Linked DNA regions of Mus musculus: regions 1 and 3 are each linked to region 2. The links are chromatin loops, found by intact Hi-C in ENCODE. Cell type or tissue: heart. All regions are shown on one strand. Region 1 overlaps Ntng2 (netrin G2). Region 2 has its middle 15 kb from the start of Rapgef1. Region 3 holds the start of Cfap77 (cilia and flagella associated protein 77).

What was found. Peaks named below come from ENCODE experiments on the same cell type or tissue, not always from the same donor. Only the 100,000 strongest peaks of a DNase experiment are listed, where the experiment ranks them.
Region 1: it touches region 2 in a loop (4-fold over the local background); 14 of 42 quality-filtered maps call a loop at or near these places.
Region 3: a loop joins it to region 2, with 7 times the contacts of the local background. A loop is called at or near these places in 2 of 42 quality-filtered maps.

What each region holds. Positions count from the first base shown.
Region 1 is chr2:29,214,229-29,222,228 of GRCm38, forward strand. All of the region lies in intron 2 of Ntng2 (netrin G2), which reads right to left. Among named protein-coding and RNA genes, the nearest start is that of Ntng2, 30 kb to the right of the region's middle. In heart, CTCF peaks have their summits at 2,266 (motif pointing right) and 3,863; DNase peaks (open chromatin) are centred at 2,293 and 3,923; H3K27ac peaks cover 591 bases.
Region 2 is chr2:29,600,234-29,608,233 of GRCm38, forward strand. No RefSeq gene overlaps it. Among named protein-coding and RNA genes, the nearest start is that of Rapgef1, 15 kb to the right of the region's middle. In heart, a CTCF peak has its summit at 3,924 (motif pointing left); a DNase peak (open chromatin) is centred at 3,918; H3K27ac peaks cover 646 bases; H3K27me3 peaks cover 1,666 bases.
Region 3 is chr2:29,049,707-29,057,706 of GRCm38, forward strand. Cfap77 (cilia and flagella associated protein 77) reads right to left here and starts at 5,360. Exons shown (of 6, transcript NM_001166705.1): 1 at 5,108-5,360. The coding sequence starts at 5,302. In heart, CTCF peaks have their summits at 3,489 (motif pointing left) and 4,316 (motif pointing left); DNase peaks (open chromatin) are centred at 3,425, 4,535, 4,745 and 5,395; H3K4me3 peaks cover 1,415 bases; H3K27ac peaks cover 702 bases; H3K27me3 peaks cover 2,003 bases.

The DNA of each region.
Region 1 (8,000 bases), 390 kb before region 2:
TGGGGCAGCAGTATTTCCTCCTAGGTGGTGAAGATGTCTGTCTTAGTAAGGGTTTCTATTCCTGCACAAACCAAGAAGCAAGTTGGGGAGGAAAGGGTTTATTCAGCTTACATTTCCAGATTGCTGCTCATCACCAAGAAAGTCAGGAATGGAACTCAAGCAGGTCAGAAAGCAGGAGCTGATGCAGAGGCCATGGAGGGATGTTACTTACTGGCTTGCTTCCCCTGGCTTGCTCAGCCTGCTGTCTTATAGAACCCAAGACTACCAGCCCAGAGATGGCACCACCCACAAGGGGCCTTTCCCCCTTGATCACTAGTTGAGAAAATGCCTTACAGTTGGATCTCATGGAGGTACTTCCCCAACTGAAGCTCCTTACTCTGTGATAACTCCAGCCTGTGTCAAGTTGACACACAAAACCAGCCAGTACAATGTCCTAAAATTTTCAGGTGTGCTGGCACACACTGTGTTCTAGGTCAGCCTGGGCTACATAGTTACATAGTGAGTTTCAGTCCAGCCGGTCTATGTAGAGAGACCTTATGGGGGGAGTTGTTTCTTTTTTCTTTTTTGTTTTTTTCCAGAGTTTCTCTGTCCTGTAATTGTTCCAACTCAGAGATCAGCCTGCCTCTGCCTCCTGAGTCCTGGGATCAAAGGCGTGTGCCACCACTGCCTGACTGAGTGTTCTTTTTGATGGTCTCATATAACCCAGGCTAGCCTCAAACTCCCTATGTAGCTGAGGTTGAAAACTTTAACATTACATTTATTTATTTTGTGTGTGCAAATGCTACGGCATATATGTGGAGGTCACGGAGCATGTGTGGAGGCCAGAGAACAGCTTTCAAAAGTCAGTTTTCTCCTTTAGCCATGTGCAACCCAGGGATGGAAGTCTCATTGTTAGGCATGGCAGGTGCCACCTCACCAGCCGGCTATGGATTTTCTACTTTTTTTCCCCTAGATTTATTTATTTTATATGAATACACTGTAACTGTCTTCAGACACACCAGAAGAGGGCATTGGATCCCATTACAGATGGTTGTGAGCCACCATGTGGTTGCTGGGAATTGAATTCAGGACCTCTGGAAGAGCAGTCAGTGCTCTTAACCACTGAGCCATCTCTCCAGCCCCCAAACCTGTTTTTCTCTAGACCTCTATGAGTTGTTAGGGGCACTGAAGCCCACTTTAAATGGGTGCATGCATTTCCGGTAGGTGAACTCCATCCAGCAGAGCTTAGGCCAGTGAATGGACAGAGTGCATGTGGGTGGGTCAGGGGAGTGACGGCGACCCCAGAATAGGCTCGCTGGCAACGTCTGCTCCATCAGAGCCTCCTTCTCTCCAGCCTTCAAAGACAGCTGGCCCTGAAGCTCCCACTTTGTGTGAGAACCACCCTATAAGCTCTTGCAACCTATTTCCACCCAAATATGCAGATGGGGAAACTGAGGCCTGGAAAGAAGTTCTGAGAGCCCTCCCACAGTGGTACATGGTACCAGGCTGGAGTCCAAACATCAGCTAGACCCGCAGCTGCTCTCCATGGCTGATCTCCCAATGCCTTAGAGTCAAGGTAGACATGGGGGGGACGCACAGCAGTGGGCAGGGCTTCTGCTCAGCCCAGGTGCATACGTTATCAGTCCGTCTGGGTTTCCGTTTGAGCATCTGTATGATGGGAACACAGATTCCCTTTATGTCTGGGTTATCAGGGAGACCAGACATCTGGGCTGTGGCCCGAGGTCTAATTGGCTCTCAGACAGACACAAGCTCCCAGAAGTGCATCTGCCCCACCCCATCCCAGTCACAGACACAGACACAGACACAGACACAGACACAGACACAGACACAGGCACAGACACAGACACAGACACAGACACAGACACAGACACAGACACAGGCACAGGCACAGGCACAGGCACAGACACAGACACAGTCACAGACACAGACACAGACACAGTCACAGTCAGACACAGACACAGACACAGACACAGACACAGACACAGACACAGACACAGACACAGACACAGACACAGACACAGACACAGACACATTCTTCCCCCAGCTCAGGCCTTTGTCCTGTGATTTTCCTTTTCTAATCTAGGAGACCCTTGGGAGATGACGTAAGGAAAATAAATAAGCAAGCACGTGAGTAACTCGAAGCCTTGCTACCCACCAGCACCTGCATTATTAACCAAATCCGGAGAATACCCACAAGGCCCCACTCCTGTGTGAGAAGGCAGGGACTCCATAGGTCAAGGCCAGCACTCAGGTCTCTGGGGGGCAGCAGAGGGCTGTGGAAGAGTTGTGAGGCCTGGCCTCTCTGAGCATGACCTCCAGGCAGGGCTCTTGTCCAGACCCTGCGGGTGGCCCAGGTCCCCAGCTACACTCTTGGCTCACATGGTTCTCCTTTATGGAGGAATCTTTTCTCCCAAGGGTCTCTTCACCGATTCTGACCTTGAAAACCAGTTCACCAGAAAACTTTGGTCCAGGCTGCCTTCCCTTCTACTAACTTCTTCTAGGCTCAGCCATCAGAATAAATTATTTAATCATGAGGAAAGGGACAGTGGGGGTGGGCCAGCCATACCTGTCCTCACCACTAGGATGACAGGGGTTAGGGGGAGGAGGGCCGCTCTCTCGATGCTGATGCAGCAACTATCTTCTGGTCCAGACCTTGGGGTTGATTTGCTGTGTGACCTTGAAGAGTTATTTCTCTGGGTCTCAGTTATGAAAGGAGTGGTTGGATCAGACCTTGGATTTTCAGTCTTGTCATTAAATTTTCCTAAGTGCCTAACATACTGCCTGGCTACTCAGGAGAGGGAGGAGGGTAGGAGCGGAGAGGGAGGAGAGGTCCCAATGCTGTGCGAACATGGTGGCCAGTGTCTGGGTAGCCAGTGGTCTGTGGACCTAGCAGCAGGATCTTACTATGGGAGAAAATAGGCAGGTCTATGGAGATAGCTGGGCTCAGGAAAGTAACATTTGCTATGGTTGACAGCCAACAAGCACAAAGGCCAGTGGGGTGAGAAAGCTGTACTTTCCAGCCTTTCCCGGTGGCCCCAAGGGACAGCCCCATATCTCAGTGGCCAGCCAGACATCAAAGCAGATGTGACTGGCTTGAGGCCTCTAGGGTCCCCTATAGGGTGGAGGACATAGCTTCTAATCTCTTGAAATCACTTCTATATGGAGCCCCGAGCCTCTGGGAAGAACACACAGGGAATGAAGACGCTGGTTGCTGGCTGCGAGCTATGAGGCATGCCTGGTCTCCTTGCTATCTAAGAGGATGGCTTCAGTCAAAGGTTTGAAGCCAGCCTCGGCAACACAGGAGGATTCTGTGTTAAAAACAACAAAAATGCAGAATTCCAGGTTGTATTTGAATTTTACATAAATAATGAATGCTTTCTGTCCACATATTTGCGCGCCAGAGACTAAGCACTATTTCTGTTCCTCTAAAGCTCGGACCTGAGATGTTCTGTTTTTCACCTGCCACCCTTGCTTACCATGTGGCCAAGACATGCCCTCTGCTCTGACCTGTGCCCCCCGCCCCCTCAGCTTCCTGTAGGGTGCACCCACTCACCTGCTAGACCTAGCCCTGATGACTCCCATAGACTGCAGGGTGTCTGTGCTCTTGCCTTCCTCGTCTTTTCTCTGGAGCTGACAGGTCCCGAGTCAGCCCCTGGAGAACATAACATTTCCAAGACAGGGCCAGGTTCACCTCCCAGGGAAGGCACACACCAGACAAGCCTAGCTCTCAGGACACGTGGCAGGCCCAGCTGGGTGTCTGACAGCCACATGGAGGACCACGGGGGCTCTGGCCTGTGCCAGGCCTGAGCGTGCCCTGCCCAGCAGGGAGGGGCAGGCGATGCCCAGGAGTTACCAGTAGGGGCACCATCTGGGCCCCAGCCTGGCACCAGTATGTCACAAAAATCGTGAGCCGGCCCTTCTCTCCTCTGGGCAAGAGAAGCGGGTGTTGGAGCGACTCCCAGACGGGAGGGCTGCAAAATGTAGGTCAGCTCCCAAGCCAGTGAGTGATGTCACCTGCTCCTTGGGGCAAAGAGGAGGCTGCAGGGAGTTTGGGTGAGCACGGAACAAGGGGTGCTGGAGATAGGCAGAATGGAGACCCAGGTCTGGCTCCCCACAAAGACTGAGCCCCAAGGGGATCATACATCTCCCAAATGGGGTGCCTGTGTGGGAAGCAGGGTGGGGTGTCTGTGTGGGAAGCAGGGGAGTGCTCATCCTGTCTTCTGAAGCAACTCACTGCAGAAAGGGTTCTGCATAAGTGGTCCCCAAAACTAGTTCTCTCCCCAAATGGCCACATGTTGTCACACAGGAGGTCAGGCAAGGCCACAGTTACGGGTTCTAACCCTGAGGATAACAAAGTTGGAAGCAAAGCTAGTGCTTTAAGGCAGCAGGCAGCGCCTTCCTCCCTCACCGAGAGGAACATTCCTCTTCTATTTGGGGAAAATCTTTTTTTTTCTTTTTTCTTTTTGTTTTGTTTTGTTTTTTTTTTTCAAGACAGGGTTTCTCTGAATAGCGAACTCAGAAATCCGCCTGCCTCTGCCTCCCAAGTGCTGGGATTTAAGGCTTGTGCCACCACTGCCCGGATGGAGAAATTTTTGATGGGCCTTTGGTTATCACAGGGCAGATTCCAACTCTACGCTGGCTGGCTAGGTGACCGCTCTGAGGGATGAAGGAAGAGTGGCCATCAGGACACTTCTTTTATGAGGTCTATAGGGGGGAGGGGTGTGGCTGGGTGGAGGGCTGGGTAGGCTTCAAGGTTGTGTTAATTCCCACCACTGTCCCAGTTTGGACCCAGGCTAATGAGACCCATGATCTGTGGCCTTGGGCCACTGGTGGGTGGGAAGTCTGCATCTTTGGTGGGATCTGTGATATTGGGGACAGGCCATCTGGACTTAAAGCAAGAGAAAAGTCAGGATTGAAGCTGAAGGACCCAAGCGGCCAGTAGGGCATTAATACATCTGTGGCCATGACCACAGCGAGCTGAAGCAAACCAGCGAGACACAAGTCTCAGGGCTGGGGGGACCTGAGACTGGGTCCAAAGAACACTGTCAATCAAGACTTGAGCGCCTGTGGAGGAGGGGGACGTTACACTGCAGGCTGAGGGGCCTGCAGTGAGCAGAAAGGCTGAGTGATGCCAAGGTAATGGGGACAGATGTGGGCTGCAGCTCCTCCTGGAGCGGATGGCCAGCAATTGAGTTAATTGGCTAAATCAAATTTGGGCTTCTGTGCAAGCCCTTTTCTATTAAGTGCCTGATATACATCACCTCTGCAGTCCCACTGATAAATCTTGTTACCCATTAGGAAGCCAGACAAAGCCTCCCGTGCTCAGATGACAGTCCCTGCAGCTGCAGCGACTGCTTCCCTTGAACCCAGCACAGTCTGCACCAACATGAGCTAACCTGCAGGTTCTCAGAGAGTGAAGTCACCTTGGGCCACTTCTCTCTGGGACCCGCAACTACCTCCTTTGTGTTTTGCCTTCCCCAGGAAGATCCTTCCCTAGATCGAAGGTTTCCTTCCCACACATGTGCACACACATGCACAGACGCACAGATATGTGCACACATATGTTTCTAAAATTCCCTTCAGGAACTTCTTCCTTCAGCTGTCCCTGTTTGACTAGTTAAAATCCTTATCCACACGGCCCCTCAAGTCAGAAACCCAGGAGTGAGAAGCCCTCCGCAGCTCACTCCCACTAACTCTTTCCATCCCACAGAAGCCGTCCTGAGGTGGTCCACTCCATGACTACCTTCCATCATCAGACTCAGTCATGGCTGCCATGGGGCTTGGTCTCACATGCTCTCTGAGTCTTTCTTTGCCTTTGTCACTAAGATTGGAGGCCAGGCCAGGCCAGGCCTTCTCACAGCCCCACCTCACCTTTCCTCAGACTAAAACCACTGCTCCCTTTAGCTACAGGGACCTCTGCCACCCAGCTCTGCCTGCTACACTCCCCTCTTGTGCCCCCTCACCACATCTCAACCACTGTCACCGAGTCCTTGAGCCCTTAGAGCCTCCTGCACCTGGACAATTCTCAAGGCTAGCAATAGCTTTGAGGATGCCCGGGAGGGATTATCGCTAATGGGAGAAGATCCGTCTAGATTGCAGGCAGGACCACTTTGGGCAGGGATTTTGGACTACTTAAGCAGCACACACTCATCTTTCTCTGATTCCTGACTATGGTGTCATGTGACCAAGTTTCTGTTGACTTCCCACTATGATGGACTGCAGCCTTGACCTGTGAGCTAAAATAAATCCCTTCTCTTTCACGATATTTTTTTTTATCAGGGTCTTTTATCACACCACATGCACACCAAATGCATGCACTAAATAAATAAAGGATGTCAAACAGAAACCAGATTGTCTGGCCAGAGACTGGCCAGGAGTTTGGGGGCCAGGGGCCTTTTAATATGAGTTTCATGTGGGCCCTTTCCTGAGCAGACCTCACATGCAAACTCTAAGAACACACTTTTTTGGAGTCTTCAGATGCTCTGCCCTCCTAAGAGCCCACGGATACAGGTAGAAAACCTTTTGGCTCCCTGCAACCCAGGACTCCTTCTAGTTGCCCATGATGGCTGGTTCTGACTCCTGCTCCCAAGAGGCCTGAGCACTTCTACACTCCCTTTAGGGACAGACTCATTTAAACCTCATAGCTCCTGTCTCCATTCTTCAGAGGTGGAAAGGAGGACAAACAGGTTAGTTCTCTTGTTCTAACGGCTCATACCAGACTTTTACCTGGGCAGTACAATATGGAGGCCAGCTATCCAGCCACTTACCCACCCACCTATCTGTCTACATACACAGCTATCTACCCACCCACCTACCTCTCTATCTATCCACTCACCTACCTCTCTACCTATCTACCCACCTACCTCTCTATCTATCCACCCACCTACATCTCTATCTATCCACTCACCTATTTATCTGTCTACTTATCATCCCATCCACCCATATGTTCATTTGCCCATCTATCATACATTCGGCATCCATCTGTCCTCCCATCCATCCATCCATCTGTCCTCCCATCCATCCATCCATCCACCCATCCATATACCCATCTGTCCACCATCCATCCATCTTTCCATTTTCATTTTTGTGTGGTTCTGAGGATAGAATCCAGGTGGTAGGCAAGTGCGCCATCACTTAGCTGTGATTTCAACACACACACACACACACACACACACACACACACACACACACACATTTAGAGAGAGGGTCCCACTACAGAGCCCAGGTTGACCTTAAACTCAGAATCCTTCCTTTATCTCCTAATGCAGGGACTGTACAGGTTCTCCACCACATACTGCTCTTTCCTTTTATAAGACTGAATAATATTCCACCACATGTCTATACTACCTTGCATTTATCTATTTTCCAAAACACCCTTGGGCTGTTTGCATCACTGGCTATGGTGAGCCTGCTGATGTAACATGGTATATAGGTACCTGTTAGGTCCTTGCTTTAAGTTCTTTTTGGTGGATCAGAAGGAGAACCACTGGGTCACATGTTATTCTGTTAATTCAACATTTTCAGGCATCATCATACTGTTCTCAGCAGAGCTGGGCATTCCCTTTCTCATCAGCCATGCAGGTTGTTCTAAGTCTTCACCAACACTTATGAGTTTCTATTTCCTCTATCTTAGCCCTGTGATGGGTATATGCAGTCTCTCTCTCTCTGTCTCTCTCTGTCTCTCTCTCTCACTGTCTCTCTCTCACTGTCTCTCTCTCTGTCTCTGTCTGTCTGTCTGTCTGTCTGTCTGTCTCTCAAGACAAAGTCTCTCTACATAGCCCTGACTGCTCTGGAACTCTCTATGTATCCCACAATAGCCTGGAATTCAGAGATCAACCTGCTTTGCCTCCTGAGTACTGGGACTAAAGGCATGTACTGTCAGACCCAGCCCCATCCATTTCTTAACCTCTAGGCCTCAGTTTCCCATTTATGTAATGGGACAAGGATCTTCCTGGGGCAGGGCTAAATGAGGAAACCCCAGAAAGTGTCGGGGGGGGGGC
Region 2 (8,000 bases):
AGCTTCCACCATGTTTGAAGCAGTGTTTCCTAAAGTCTGCTGTTGCATACACCCATGCTGGACAGAGACGTCCTGAAGGTTCTTCTGTCTCTGCCCCTCATCTCCATGTGGAAGGACTTAGATTACAGATGTGTGCTGCTGTGCCCAGCACTGTGGATTCTTGGGTCCTGGACTTCTTACTTTAGTCACCACGCTATCTTCCCCAGCTCACTAAGGGTTTCTTATTTGTGAGGGTTTACTTACCCATTTATTTTGTCTGTTTGCTTTGGCTTGGGGTTTTGTTTTAGACAGGGTCTCATGTAGCCTAGGCTGGACTTGAACTTGCCATGCAGTCAAGGATGGCTTGAGCTCCTGATTCTCCTGCCTGCATCTGAGGCAGGTGTGTGCATCGATGACTGAAGGTGTGCACCACTCAGAGCCTCATAGAGGGGGTCTCATCAAAATATAAGACTGTCGTGTATCCTGGCAGTAGATCACTTGATTAGCATGTACCAGGCCTGGAGTTCCTAAAGTCTGCTGTTGCATACACCCGTGCTGGACAGAGACCTTCTGAAGGTTTTTCTGTCTCTGCCCAGTAACATCTGCAGTAACATATACACACACCACCACCACCACCATCACTACCACCATCACCAAAACCAACAACAACGTAGGCAAGTCAAATCCAACCAGGGACACCTGAGAACTCCTAGGTTTGTCATCACAGGGTACTGGTCATGGGAGAAGGACTGGATGGTGATGGTGGTTTCTTGGGGGAAATGTGAAGAGTGAACTCCAGACAAAGACAGGGTTAGGGAGGAACTGAGAGCTTGTGGTAGAAAGGGTTTGTGTACTGGGCTGGGAAGGATCCAGCATCAGGATGGTGAGCACAGGAAGAGAACCAAGGGGGACAAGAGAGAGTACACCTTGGGGGCCAGGATCACCATATAGATTTCATTCTAAACTCTTTTCTCAGCTAGGCATGATGGTGCACACCTTTAATCCCAGCACTCAGAAGGCAGAGGCTGGCAGAGCTCTGTGAGTTCGAGGCAAACATAGTGAGATCCAGAACATCTGGGGTTTCTAAACAAACAAACAAACAAACAAACAAACAAACTCTTTTCTCATTGTTCATGCTGGGATTCTTGGAGCAACCAAAAGCCAAAGCTATCAGAGTTTGTCTTTAATGTGAGTCTATGTGCTAGTGTGTAGTATGTAAGTGCCTTTTGTGGTCGGTGTGTGTTCATGTACATGCAAGAGTGTGTGTGTGTGTGTGTGTGTGTGTGTGCGTGTGCGTGTGCGTGTGCACATGCACATGGTGAGCCCAGAGACGGACTTCCTGCATCTTCCTCAATCACCCTCCGCTTTATTTGCCTAGATAGGTCTCGGTGACTCTACAGTCCACCACCTCAGCTGACCAGACAGTGAGCTCCAAGAACCTGCCTGTCTCTGCTGTCCTAGTACTGAGATCTCATACAGTCATTACCACTTCTGGCGTTTTATGTAGGTATGCTAGATATCCAGACTTAGGTCTTTGTGCCTATGCAGCAGAAACGTTACCAACTGAGCCACCTCCCTAGTTCCTTGTTTGTGGTCTCATGTAGTCCAGGCTAGCCTCAAACCTGGTGTGTAACTGAGGCTGGCTTTGAACTTCTGACTCTCTTGCCTACACTTGCCAAATGCTGTTACAGGTGTGTGCCTTCATCACAACAGGGTTATAATTGGGATTTCTTTCACACGAGTTTGTGGGGTGATACTTGGTGGGGGTGATACCTTTACAAACATGCCCATGATCTTAACACTTAGAGAGAAAGGGTGTTCCTGGATTGGTTTATTGATCGACTAATGGTTAGCTGGTCATCTGATGCTAATAGATTAACCTGATCTCATGCAGAGAAATGAGTTCCTTCTTTCTGGTGGGCATAGAGTCAGCAGAGGAAGGGGGACAGGTTGGAGCAGGTGTCTGTAGAAAGCAGTGAGCTCTCCTTCAGAGTCTCACTGCAGGCCGAATGGAAGGGGATGGGATGTATTTACCAGGAAAGTAATGTGTCTCCTCATGAAACTTTAACCCCAGCAGAATGGATGCTGCTTACTATGGTTGCTGATACACTGGGGTCAAAATTCACCCTTCCTAACACACCACAGAAACTGCTCAAAATGTGGAATTTATTAAAATAAAATGAATTTATCTTTACACTCAGAAGGAGACACTGGGCAAGGAGACCCACATCAGATGAAAAGGTATGCAGTCTCGCAGCCTGCACTTTCTTTTCTTGCCTCGGGATCAGTTCTGTTCTCTTACTTGTTAATAACAAACTCGCTTCCCTCGGGCTCCAGTGACCTGTCTCTGGGATGCCCGTGATCTTCTCAGTGTTGATTCCTTTGAGAAACATCACAGATTGGGTGCAGACAAGGCCTGGGGAGACGGTGGTGGCCGTGCAGAGAAACCCCAAAGAGAAGGTTCCGTGCTGATTAGGAGAGGAACCTGAGGGACAGTTGGAGCTGCTGAAGTTGTCATCAAAGCCCTAAGCAGGGCAAAATTAAGATTTAATGGACAATCTGAAGGAAGGAAACAACAACAACAACAACAACAACAACAAACCCCCAAAATAACAGATAATATGGGGAGCACTTGAAGCTGGAGAAAAATCATTTAAAGGTTGAAAAAAAAGTCTTTGCCCAAAAGGGGAAAGACACATTGAATGCACTATCTAAAAATATAAATGGTTCCAGAATGGTTTTCATAAAATATTTAGGACAAGGAGGGGCCTTAGGAATTATCTAGTCTGGTGGTTTAGAATTTTTTTTTGTTGTCGTGTTAATTTTAGCATCAGAACCTTTTTTTTCCCCCTTTAAGAATAAAATTGCAGAGTCTAGGAAGGCTGCTCAGCAGGAGTAGGGAGGGGCACTGGGCACCCACAGATCCATCTTCCTCTCCCATCCTTTCCACTCCAGCCCACTGAGGCCTCTTCGAAGAAGCTGCTATTGAACGCCCTGTCTTCCTCACTGTGCACCACAGAGCTGAAGGGAGCCTCCGAGATAAAGCCAACTAGGAGATCACTAGTCCTGAGAACCATAGCCAAGCCACATGTGTGCAAGCCTCAACTTTCCTGATGGCTGACCAGTGCTGTCCAGTGCCCCTTCCCGGGAGCTTGAGGCCCTACTGTGTGGGATGCATTGGAGGTCCTCGTCATGACCCCTGCAGGTCGGCTGGCCTCACTGCCTCTATCCCTTGCTGTCTGGCCAGCTTGAGCCTCTGCCTAGCACGAATAGTCAAGAAGTCCTCACGACTGGAAGTAAAATATGCTAAGAGCGAAGTGCACAGAGCAAGGAGCAGGGCATCTGTTAGGCACCGACCCTGCTTCCATCCACACCTTAGGTTCCTCAGAACGAAAGGGTTGAAGGTGCTGGAAGCCACTAATGTCCATCCTGGAATAAGTGCTCACTGGGCATGTTAACTAACTTAACTAACACAGTTACTAGAACAGGAGGAGGGTGGCGTTATTGCTAGTTTACAGCTCTTTTTTTTTCTGTTTATTTTTATTTATGTGCGTTGTTATTTTGCCTACATGTATGCCTGTGTGAGGGTATCAGATCCCTTGGAACTGGAATTACAGGTGTGTGCTGCTACGTGGGTGCTGGTAATTGAATCCAAGACCTCTGGAAGAGCAGTGTTCTTAACTACTGAACTGTCTCTCCAGCCACCCATAATTGCTATTTTAAAAGTGCAGAACCATCCACAGAGAGTTTGAGTGGTTTTTCCAGTATCAAGCCACTAACTGACCCTGACTGGTTCTCTGGATCCCACCCTGGCACCAGGTGGGGTCTGGGTGCACTCCAGGCCACTCAGCAAGAAACATGAAAGGCACATTCTCCTGGGTCCTCTCCCAGGGGCCCTGGCACCGAGCCCAGTGGGACATTGCTTCTGTGGACTCTGCTGCCCTCTAGTGGTTCCACCCACTTCACTCGGCCAGCTGCCAGCCCCATCTGGACGGGGACTGACCATCATCATCCAATTTGATCTTAGGATCATCCAGAATGTGGACCACACAAGGACCTTTAGCCCAGAACAGATGTCAGCCACAAAGTGGAGCAGCCAATAGGGTACTCCCAGCACTAGAAATGAGGCTTGGGTGGCAGCAAGTCAGGGAATATCCTAGAATCTTTATTCAGATGACTTGACTGCTGTGTGTGTGTGTGTGTGTGTGTGTTTGCCCACGGATGCTGTTGTGTGTCAGGACCACGTAGAAAAAGCAGAAGATGGTGTCCTTGAATGCATTGTGCACCTTTTTTTTTTTTTTAGAAGAGCAAAAGCAACCCTGAGGCGGGGTTAGAAAAATGCACAATTCTTTCCAGATCTGCTTTACAATCCCATACAGCATCTTTGCACACTGAAGCCCAGGGACAGGCAGGCGTGTACCTGACACGGCTACTCAGAAAACACGGGGTTGCACCTGGAAGAGTGAATCCTTTCCCTTCTACCTGTCTGGGTATGAGCAGGCTCTCTCATGACAGTACAGTGACAGAGGTCCATTCTCTGCCTCCTCTCAGTTCTCAGTTCTCTGGACAGTCATCCAGGACATCTACTGTAAAAAAATCCTCTCCGGAGCCACCCACCCACTGTGCAACAGCTGGAGGCAGCCTGCCAGAACTCTCCTGAACCCTCCCCCTGTGTCCGTGTCGAGTGGACTATTCTGGGGTGTAGTGACACTCCTGGAACCCCTGCTCCACCAGCTAGTATTACTGGCCTCAGGAGCCTTGCATGGGTAAAACCTAGACCCAGTTAAGGCTCTGGCTAGCTGCCCACAATGCCAACTGCAACAGCACCTGGGCTCGGGGGTGCCTGAGCTTAGAGAACCCCCTTATATGACCCAAAGATACAAAGTGGACATCTCTGGAGTGACCAGGCAGCCCTGAAGGCTGTGCCCATAGAGATCATGGAGTGAGCACAGACGGACAAAGAGATGCCCATGGGCCCCAGGAGAAATGGTCTCAGCAGAAGGCTGCACAAGGCAGACACAGTGGGTCAGACACACTGAGGAACTGGGAGGAGGTGGAGAAGGGGTAGCTGCCAGGGGAGTTAGCAAAGCCTATACTTAGTGGGGTTTGTTGTTATTTTTGTTTTCTCAAGACAGGGTTTCTCTGTGTAGCCCTGGCTGTCCTGGAACTCACTCTGTAGATCAGGCTGGCCTCTGTAGATCCACCTGTCTCTGCCTCCCAAATGCTAGGATGAAGGGCATGTGCCACCACTGCCTGGCCCAAAGTTTTATTTGAATGAATGGCAAGAGATGTAAATTAGCCGGTAGAGGGCTTGCCTAAGGTGCATGAATTTCTAGAGTCAATCCCCAGCATTGCACAAACCAGGTGGCATGCACGTGGATGATGTCAGCACTCGGAAGCAGAGGCAGAAGATGAGAACCCCATGGCTGTCCTGGGTTGTTTAGTGCATTCAGAGATAGCCTGAGATATACAGTCTGAAAGAGGATATATGAACACATACATTAAACTCATGCAAGAGGGCTTGTGACTGCTTCAGCAGCAACAGCCTTGCCACCCACCAGCTCTGCGGCTGGTGCTACCGGCTCAGCCTTCAGTTCTTTTGTCCAATTTAAGATTGGCTAGAATGAGGCCTTACTGGAAAAAGAGAAGGGGACATGGAGAGAGGGAGGTAAGTGTCCCTGGTCTAGCTCTTCAAGGAACAGAAGAGGAATACTTACGTGGTTCTGAGACAGCTAGACCGGGGCCTTCCACACAGGTGGACTTGGTAGAAAGCCCCTTCACACGCTTTGAGCAAGTAGGTGTGATATCTAGGAAGGAGCAGCCTGTTTTGGGAAGGCAGAAATCGCAGCTGGGAAGGCAGGCTGCTCTTATTCTGTCTCAGTCTAAACCTGAAAACAAGCTAAATGGCCATCAAGGGAAGAAAGGCAGAACAGATTGTGACAATCATGTATATTTCACGTGACGGAGTATTACAAAGGCGAGAAACAGTTACAACGTAACCGTTACAAAGTAACAACGTAATAACAGACACTGTCCAGCCCAAAGTGTCAGACCCGAGCTTTCCACTGCATGGTGTTTAAAACCAAGCAAACCAGCCCATGTCTGGAGATGAGAACAGAAGCTGCCGCCAGCTGAGGCATGGCTCTTTCTGACTGGGAGGGATCTGCAGAAATCTTGACGTGGGTTTGGAGCCCTGGTGCTGTTCTGGATTTTGTTCTTACAGGTGGCTATTTAGTTGTGAAAAATGAACAAGGTGTAAACTTGAAATGATGCAGCTTTTACGTGTGCTAAACAAACAAAATCTAAAACTAAGATGGAAGGCAAAAGACCAGGGAGGAAGGGAGAGGTGATGACGGCCCGATGCTGCTGGCTGTGCCAGGGTAGAACAGGAAGGTGATAAGGACATGAACTTGAACCACTGAAGGGCCTTGGGAGGTAACACACGTGGAGTCTGAGCCCACAGAAAAGAAACGCTAGTACACTGGCTTCCGTCACTGCTTCCCAGACCCAGAAGTGGCCTCTCAGGCTCCTCCCTGCTGTGACCCACAATTCCTGGTTCACCATTGCAGAGAAAGGTGATTGTGTTCTCCCAATTTTCTTCCCTTTGGTAATGAGGGAAGCAGCAAAAGCTATGTTAATTTAAGGGGAGAACTTATGGGTGCAGGTTCTGGTGTGAACTTTACAGGCAAAAAGTAGATCTGGTAGCAAAGGCAGACCCCAAGAGCATTAAGGCTATTTGAGTTGGGTAAGGGCTGGGATTTGTAAGACTCTGGGCCAAAGTTGCCTGTGCCTGCCTGGCCTGTCTAGGAGGCAGTGGGCTTTTTCATAACCCCAAAACAAAAGCCTGGCACAGCTTCCTGAATCATCATGTGGTGGTGGTATTTCTTCTCTCATCTAGCTGAAACCTTCCCAGATCTTCCCTCCCACCCCACAGCTTTCCTCTGTTAGAAAGCAAGCAGGGGCTCTGGTCAGTCTCACTTAGAGAGTCAGGCTACTGCTTGAAAGGGTGTGGGGGAGGGGGCTTCAGGCACTGTGGCTAGTTCAGTGGCTTGGGTGACAGTAACTTCGATGGCCACAGGCAGGAGTTGGGAGCTCTGCCTTCCTATGCCTTTTCTAGTCTAGATGATGTTCATCTGTGGTCCAATCCCTCACATACATACATAAGTGTGAAATAAAAATAACAAATTTAAGAGTCAAAATTAGAAAAATAATATATGGGGCTGGAGAGATGGCTCAGCAGGTAAGAGCACTGACTGCTCTTCTGAAGGTCCTGAGTTCAAATCCCAGGAACCACATGGTGGCTCACAATCATCCATAACAAGATCTGACGCCCTCTTCTGGTGTGTCTGAAGACAGCTACAGTATACTTACATATAATAAAATAAATAAGTCTGAAAGAAAGAAAGAAAGAAAGAAAGAAAGAAGGAAGGAAGGAAGGAAGGAAGGAAGGAAGGAAGGAAAGAAAGAAAGGAAGAAAGGAAGAAAGAGGGAGGGATAGAGGGAGAGACCCAGCACCCATAGGGTGACTCACAACCAACTGTAACTCTAGTCTCAGGAGATCTAACATCCTCTTCTGGCCTCCAAAAGTACTGCATGCACATGACATACATTCAGGCAAAACAAACATAAGCATATGAAGCAACGAAGGAGGGACAGACAGACATGCCAGAGGCTAGCCTCATGAATTCTCCTTTTAGTTAGGTTAATGAAGAAGGGACATCTGTGTTCCTTGTCTACACTAACTCTTTCGTAAATGGTATAAAATTTGTGCAAGACTCTTCCTGGGAACCACCTGAGAACCCAGAACTGCACCCCCTCACACCCGGCAGGGCTTCGTGCCTTTCCTAATGTAGAGTGTGGAGTAGTGGACGACAAAGCCAAGAGCATCAGGAAGGACCATTCTAAAGACAAGATGGTAACTCCTAACTCCCGTTCAAGCTGTCACTTTTTCACTCCAAGAGCTTCTCTTCGTTGAGGCTAGCCTGTGGTCTCAGCAGGGGAGTCGGGGTAGAGCAGAAGCA
Region 3 (8,000 bases), 550 kb before region 2:
TTTTTAAAAAACAAGGTGGCTAGAGACCCCACAAGGTGGCTTGTAATCCCGGCTCTCAGGCGGTGGAGATGGGTGGCTCTCTGGAGCTCCCTGGCCAGCCAGCTTAGCCTACTTGATGAGTTCTAGGCTAGTAAAATCCTGTCTCAAAAAAACAAGGTGGGGGAGGGGGCTGGAGAGGTGGCTCAGCAGTTAAGAGCACTGACTGCTCTTCCAGAGGTCCTGAGTTCAATTCCCAGCAACCACATGGTGGCTCACAACCACCCGTAATGAGATCTGACGCCCTCTTCTGGTGTGGCTGAAGATAGCTACAGTGTACTTACATATAATAAAATAAATAAATCTTAAAAAAAAAAAAAAAAGCAAAAACCCAAGGTGGATGGCTTCTGAGAAACAAACACCTGAAGTTGACTTCTGGCCTCTGCACATACACACACAAACATGAACACATGTGTGCACACATGTAAATACACATGCAGTTAGAGACTAGAAGAATGAGTAGTTGGGAGAGGGAGGAGGGAAAGAGGAGAAGATAAGGATGAGGAGGGAAGAGGGAAAGGAGGGAGTGGAAGGAGGAGGGGGAGGAGGAGAGGGGAGGAGGGGAGGGGAGGGGGGGAGGGGGGAGGGAGAAACTGAGAAAACAAGGATGGATAAACCACAGCAGTGCATCTCGCCCAGGCTGTACCACAAGGATAGTTTTTAATTCGTCTCTAACATTTCATTTCCTCCTATTACACTGTAATTGAATGTAAAGGACCCGAGCGACCACAGCCATATTCTCTTTGGCAGACAAACCACACACAGTCTTTTCCCACCATGTAATGAAAACATGGGTATCTTTGTGCAACCGGCTTTGGACGGTCTGCCTTCTTAATGCCCATCTCTGTCTCTGTGCTTATGCCCGCCAGCATTAATATTTATTAGAGGCGTTAGGCTATTAGTGGGCATGGTGCGCCTGCCTGGCTTTGTAGAGCATCCAATTTGAACACACTTGCTCTGGATAAACACTTCCCCGTGCTGGTAATGATAACTCAGCGCAGCCCCGAGTCTTATGAACTAGAACTTGAGTTGAAGTGAACAGCCCCTAATGCTCAGAATCTCCGCAGGGGTGGCACATCTTTCCACAGAGGGCTGGCTTCTCCAGGCTCCTCACCCATGACATGGACCGACCTCAGGCTCCCTGTCCCCAAAACTGAATGTTCTAGGCTTGTAGTTCACTGAAAAACTCAAGAGGAGGTGACCTGTTACATTGCTTGACTTATTTTGTATGTGTGCCTGTGTTTTGTCACGTGTGTGTACCTGTTTGTATCTCTGTGTGCCTCTATGCCTGTATGTATGATTCTATGTGTACCTTCGTATCTATGTGTGTATCTCATCTCTCCAGCTAAACTCTAAGTAAAGTCCCTGTGGGCAGGGGCTGAGTTTTGAACCTGTTTCTATGCCCCCCCCCCCCGGCCCAGCTTAGGATGGCTCTAGGCATCTAATAAACACTTAAGAAGTTAGTTCTTGACTCTTGTCAAGTCCTAAGAAAGTATTGATCACTTCTGCAGGGATGCTGACTGAGAGGATGCTGGGATCTGATTCGTTTGTAAACACTTCCGACTGCCTGTTATATGGCATGTGACAAACCTGGGTGGCCCTTGATTAATTAGTCATGGCTTGTGGCCAAAATAACATGAGATTGTAAGTCAGGAGACCAGATACCAGGACACATGAGCACCCCAGGATGAGTGCCTTGCCCTGGCTGAAGGCCTACCTAAGCCTCCCAAAAGGAGATACATTTGATGTCAGCAAACTTCCTACTAGCCTCAAATGCTTGATTCTATGACTTTATTTTACAAATGTACGATCTTCTTATTTGTGACATAAACCCCCACAGGAACAAAAAAACAAAGTCGGTAATAAATTATGAAAAAAATCAGGTGCCCTGATCATTTGTACGTTCCGAGGGTGCTGGATTCAGTCAATCCCACCCCTGTACTGCAGCCTGCCTCTCTGGGGCGACAGAAGACTCAAAGCTGTCAGTGGAGCAAACTGTGCCGTCTCTCCCCGTAATTGTATTGACAGGATATCAGCCAAGTTGCTGCGGCGGGAAGGGTATGCTCTGACAGGTTTTGTGAGGGAGCCTCGAAGGCTATTGTGGCAGGATTCTATGTTGAGTCTCAGGATTCTAGGGAAATGAGAAGCTGGGTTCTTTCTCAATTTAATTTTAGGCTTCCCAGAGAGTTTCGCGGAAGGAAAGCTGGCTGGCTGCACAGCACTTGACAATGGAGAAGCCCTTGCCAATGAAAACTATTTACATTATTTTTTGTGGTTGCATAAAACACCATCTTGACTCAATTAATTGCCATTAAATCAGCAGTTGGCTTGGGTTTCAGGACGAGACCAGCTGCTGAGTGTTTATAGATAAAACACCTGCTAGCAAACCTGAGGTTTCTCCTTTTCCTCTGGTTGCCGTGGCTTCATGAAGTCATGGTTTTGAATAACTGATGCAGATACAGTCTGGTAAATTCCACGGGTAGAAAATACTGGGGTTAGGTTTCTTCAGCCAGTGTCTCTGTATTTGAAGTAGAAAATGAAAGAGGAAGAAGAAGAGGAGGAGGGAGAGGAGGAAGAGGGGGAGGAAGGGGAAGAAGAGGAGGGGGGAGGGAGAAGAAACAAACAATCATGGGACCTATCCATGAGGAGAGTCAATATTTCTAGGGTGATGGATTCCTCTCATAGAGATGTACTTCTTTAGGCCCAGGAACAGACAAGGCTAAAATACACCTCAGTTCCCAGTATTTCCCCAAAGACACTCAGACCCAAGAGCACCCACATGATGAGGAAGCTATTCACCCCAACAGTGGGGCCAGCAAAACTGGCACCCCCTTAAAGGAACCTATAAATCAAACTCAATCAAAATGACAGAACTGTATACATATTTTTTGATGTTCTAAACCCCTAACTACTTGTAATATTTCCATTTTCTTTAAGTCTCCCCCACCCCGTGTTTCAGAATTCAATTTGTTTTTTCACATAGAGAAAGTTGTGCTGGGCTTTTAGGCGTGGCTTTTAAGCCAGCTCTGTCAGAAACTGGCGTCAAAGCCTTGCAGACATTTCCCCATGCACTGGTTTATAAGGAGTATCTGCAACAGGGAGAAGCTGGCTTCTTTTTCACATTCTCTCTCTGGCAACTTTTATACAGGCTGAGTTTTGACGGAAGATCTTACAGGAAGGGGTAAATACTGAATGCGGACATCATCATCCTAACAGTTAGCTGAGTTTCAAACACCAAAAACAATTGGAGGAAAAGACTGCCCCCTGGTGCCACTTGTACCAGAGTGTCCCAAGCCCTGTCACCAAAGCGCATCAGGATGTGGCCCCTGCCATTGGTCACCAGGGACCAGGACAGCCTGAAAACAGAACCCCACTGGTGGAGCAATCATCACTCATATTTTTAAAAACATGATCATTCTAAACTCCAGCTCTAGAAACAAGGATGGAATTCCTCCTGGAGGCTGTTAAGTTAGCGCCACCTACAGGCCAAATGCTGCCCTTGATTAACCAGGGAGAAGGCAAAGGGGAAGGGGGGCGGCATTCACATATTGTATTTACACACATTGTAGTTTATACACCTACATACAAATGCTAAACATATAGTGAGCAATATATAACACATGTGTGGCCTATATATATACAAGTGCATGCAGTTATATATGTGCCACCTGGAGTGAACGTTACACAAGAATTCACTGTGGAAGTGACTCTATAATGCCCTTCCTCTCATATAAGGAGCTGCACACTAGTGACACCTGATTAAAGCAATGTTGGACTTGATGCACCAGGGCAGGGAGATACGGAGGGGGGACTGCCCTCTCAGAGGGGAGGGGAAGAGAGAGGAACTCTTCGAGGGAGGACAGGGGTCGGGAGAGGGCAGCATTTGGGAGATAGATAGATAGATAGATAGATAGATAAAAGCACTGTTGGAATTTTATCAGGACACCCATTGATAGGCACTGATAGGCCTTGATTTCCTCCTTGGCCTAAGGCAGTGAATTCCAACTCTCTGTCCCAGGTACCTGCTAAGATCAGGAATCCAAGAAGTAAGCAAAACTTGTTCCACTGTGGAAACATCTCAGAGGGGCCAGTGCTAAGGATGCTGCTTCATGGGTTCCCTGTATCTAGCTTCTGTCCTCCTGGGAGCATTAATTAGCCCAGAAAGGTCTAACAATATAGGTCTGCCTATAGTCAAAGAACCCATCAGCATGCCCATACCTCTATGGAACCTGGAAACCGAGGTCAATTTTTAGAAGCACACTGCCCTCTAGCGGCACAAGATAAATTTGCGCCACTAAACTTCAACTTTACTTTTTCGGTCTCCCGGCGCCTAAAGAGGCAGAGCCACGGCCACGTGTAGGTTTTTTTTGGGTTTTGTTTTTGTTTTTGTTTTTCGAGACAGGGTTTTTCTATAGCCCTGGCTGTCCTGGAGCTCACTTTGTAGACCAGGCTGGTATCGAACTCAAAAATCCGCCTGCCTCTGCCTCCCAAGTGCTGGGATTAAAGGCGTGCCCCACCACGCCCGGCCCAAGTGTAGTTTTTAGCCAGACAGGAAAACAGACAAAAGTGCGGAGGACCAGCACCGAAAGGGAAAGTGATCTGTCTATAAACGCTGCTCCCACGCAAGTGCCAGCCACGCCTCCTAGAGGGCTTTGAATCTCACACCCCCAGCACACTTAAGATGGTGTTGTGATACTTTCCCGACAGTCAGTCCCAGAGCACCTGCTGCATAGTAGACCAGAGGTGCTGGGGAAGATGGATCTTGGGTGGCAAGGGCATGGATGGGTGCCTGAGACCTGTCTGTCACCCTGTGGGTACGAGCCCGGTAGAGATTGCCCTATCCATAGTCTTTCCCAGTAGTGGGGAAAGACCCCGCTAACGTGTGCCACTTGAGGACACTGAGGTTCCTGGACTGGCTACGACTGCAGAGGGTCCAGGAGGCCTGTTTCACCCAGAGCAAGTTTCCTACACTGCGCCCAAACCCTGGGCCCCGGGTCCCGAGAGTTCAGCAGCTGGAACCCATCGGCGGCGTCGGTGCCCGCGGAGGGGATGATCGTGCCCAGGCGCTCACCTTGACGATGAGCGGGTTCTGAAACATGGAGTCACGCACGACCCCCAGCCTTTCGTTCTCCATGCCCGTACGGATGTCGACCACCGTCAGCGGCCGTCGGGGCGGCGGGCAGATCTGGCTGACCGTGCGATGCACGGGCTGCTTCTTCTTTTTCCATGCCGTGAGGTCTTTCCCGGGTTTCGCCGGATCAGGCATCCCAGGGGCCTCCGGGATTAGACCTTGGCTGCAAAGCCCACAGAGTTCTGCGCTGTCTGAGGACTCCAGCCCCGAGCGAGCGCGCGCTCCGGGCTGCACCACGGGGACCCTGGGGTGCACCTCGCGGCAAGGCAGGCTCCGGAGCAGAGCGCGCCCACCTGCGGAGCCTCTGTCCAAAGCTTAAACCCCGCCAGTTCTTCGGAGTGATTTGGGCACCTCGCAGCAGACTGAGAGAGGGAAGAGTGTCTACACTACCCCTTTCGGAAAAATGGAACGTCCCGTCTCCTTGGTGACAAGACGCCAACAGCTCAAGAGCTTCCGGTTTTCTTTCTAGAAATTCTTAGCAACCACAGAGACCTTTTAGACCTGTCTCAAATCAACATAGAAAAACCCAAGAATCAAATCTAGGTTGTGTTAAAAGAGAAGAGGTTTTAGAGGATCACTTATCCTTGGCTTCCACCCTCTAACTACCCTACTCTAGTTACAGTTCCCTCCCAAGGGAATCTTTTCTTCTTCTTCTTCTTCTTCTTCCTTCTTCTTCTTCTTCTTCTTCTTCTTCTTCTTCTTCTTCTTCTTCTTCTTCTTCTTCTTCTTCTTCCTTCTTCTTCTTCTTCTTCTTCTTCTTCTTCTTCTTCTTCTCCTCCTCCTCCTCCTCCTCCTCCTCCTTCTCCTTCTTCTTCTTTTCTTCTTCTTTTCTCCTTTTCTTCTTCTTTTCTTCTTTTCTTCTTCTTTTCTCCTTCTTTTCTTCTTCTTTTCTCCTTTTTTCTTCTTCTCTTCTTTTCTCCTTCTTTTCTTCTTCTTCTCTTCTTCTTTTCTTCTTCTTTTCTCCTTCTTTTCTTCTCTTCTTCTTTTCTCCTTCTTTTCTTCTTCTCTTCTTCTTCTCTTCCTCCTCCTCCTCCTCTTCTTTCTCCTCCTCCTTCTCCTCCTCCTTCTTCTTCCTTCCTTTCTTCTTCTTCTTTTCTCCTTCTTTTCTTCTTCTCTTCTTCTTCTCTTCCTCCTCCTCCTCCTCTTCTTTCTCCTCCTCCTTCTCCTCCTCCTTCTTCTTCCTTCCTTTCTTCTTCTTCTTCTTCTTCTTCTTCTTCTTCTTCTTCTTCCTCCTCCTCCTTCTTCCTTCTTCCTTCTTCTTCTTCTTCTTCTTCTTCTTCTTCTTCTTCTTCTCTCTCTCTCTCTCTCTCTCTCTCTCTCTCTCTCTGGGATATGGTACTAACACAGTCGTACTGCAATAGAAATATGCATTCTTAGGCTTGAGGTCAATGCTAATTCAGTGGGTGGTCCCAAGCCAGTTTCCCTGTTGGACACTTCCTCCCACCTCGAAAGAAAAAAAAAATATGGATTAGATCAATAGTGTCTGACTCTGGAATCAAATGGAGGGAAACTGAAAAAGATCATCAGGTTTGGTTCACTGAGTAAGAATATCTGAAAATAAGGCCGGGGAGATGGCTCGGGGTGTGAAGGCACCTGCCTCTAAGCCTGACAACCCAGTTTGTTTCTCAGGACCCATATGGTGAAAAGAGATCCCACCCATTCCAAGTTGTCCCCCGAATTGCACGAGAATGCTGTGGCACACATGAACACACACACATACCAAATAAACAAATATAAAGACCCAGTTGGAAATGGCATCTGAGATTATCCTTAAGGATCTATTAACCTACAACACAATTTTTTTTTAATTAAAAAAAATTCAATCCTACCAGAAAGTCAAAAATTGGGGGGGGGGCAGGGGGACAAGAAAAATGGTTCAGGACTGAGGAAGACTTGCTGTTCTTGCCAAGGACCTGGGTTCAATTCCCAGTACCCAGTTAATGCATCACAACCATCAGTAATCCTGGCCTCCAAGAGGCACCAGGTGCATACATGCCATACAAAGATATACGAAAGAAAATACTCATATGCATGTCATTTTAACTGAATACAGTGGATTCAATAAAAACCTGAGGATGTTGCCCATATTTACAATCCTTTGGATGGTTCTAAAGGCATACAGTCCATTGTGGCAGGCAGGCATGGTGGCTGGAAAAGTTTGCTGACACCTCACATCCTGAACTCCCCAATCATGCAGGATGAAGGGAGGGAGGGGACAGGAGGGAGAGGGAAAGAACACTGGGAATAGCAGGAGGCTTTTAAACCCCAGTGAGTGGCCTACTTCATCTAGGCCTACACCTCTAGACCTCTCCAAACATCATCACCAACTGGAAGGCAAGTGTTTAAATAGGTGAGGCTATTCTCATTCAAACTGCTGGAAACCCTAAAGACTTCACCCTGCATAAAGGGCATTTTCTTTTGAGGGTATTTTTCTTAAAACATTTAATAATTTTGTGCATGTGTATAATGAGCTTTGTTCATATCTTTTCCTTCTCCCTCTCCCCAATTGCTGAACTCCCTCTTCTTGTCAGCAAGTCCCTCTTCCACTTTCAGATCTTATTTTGTGCCCCACTGAATTCAATTAGGGTTGCTGACCTAAGCATGGGTGGGGGTGACTGACACTAAGGCATAAAGTCCTCCTGGTCCCCAACAACCATTAACTGTCAAGGGCACTTTCGGACAGGGCCAGGTCCTCACTATGTCTACTGATTATGAGAGCTATGTAGCCCTAACTGGCTTGGAACTCACAGTGTAAGCCAAACTGGCCTGGAACTCAGAGATCCATTTGCCTCTGATGCCTGAGTGCCCCACTAAACAAACGTGTGTGTAATGA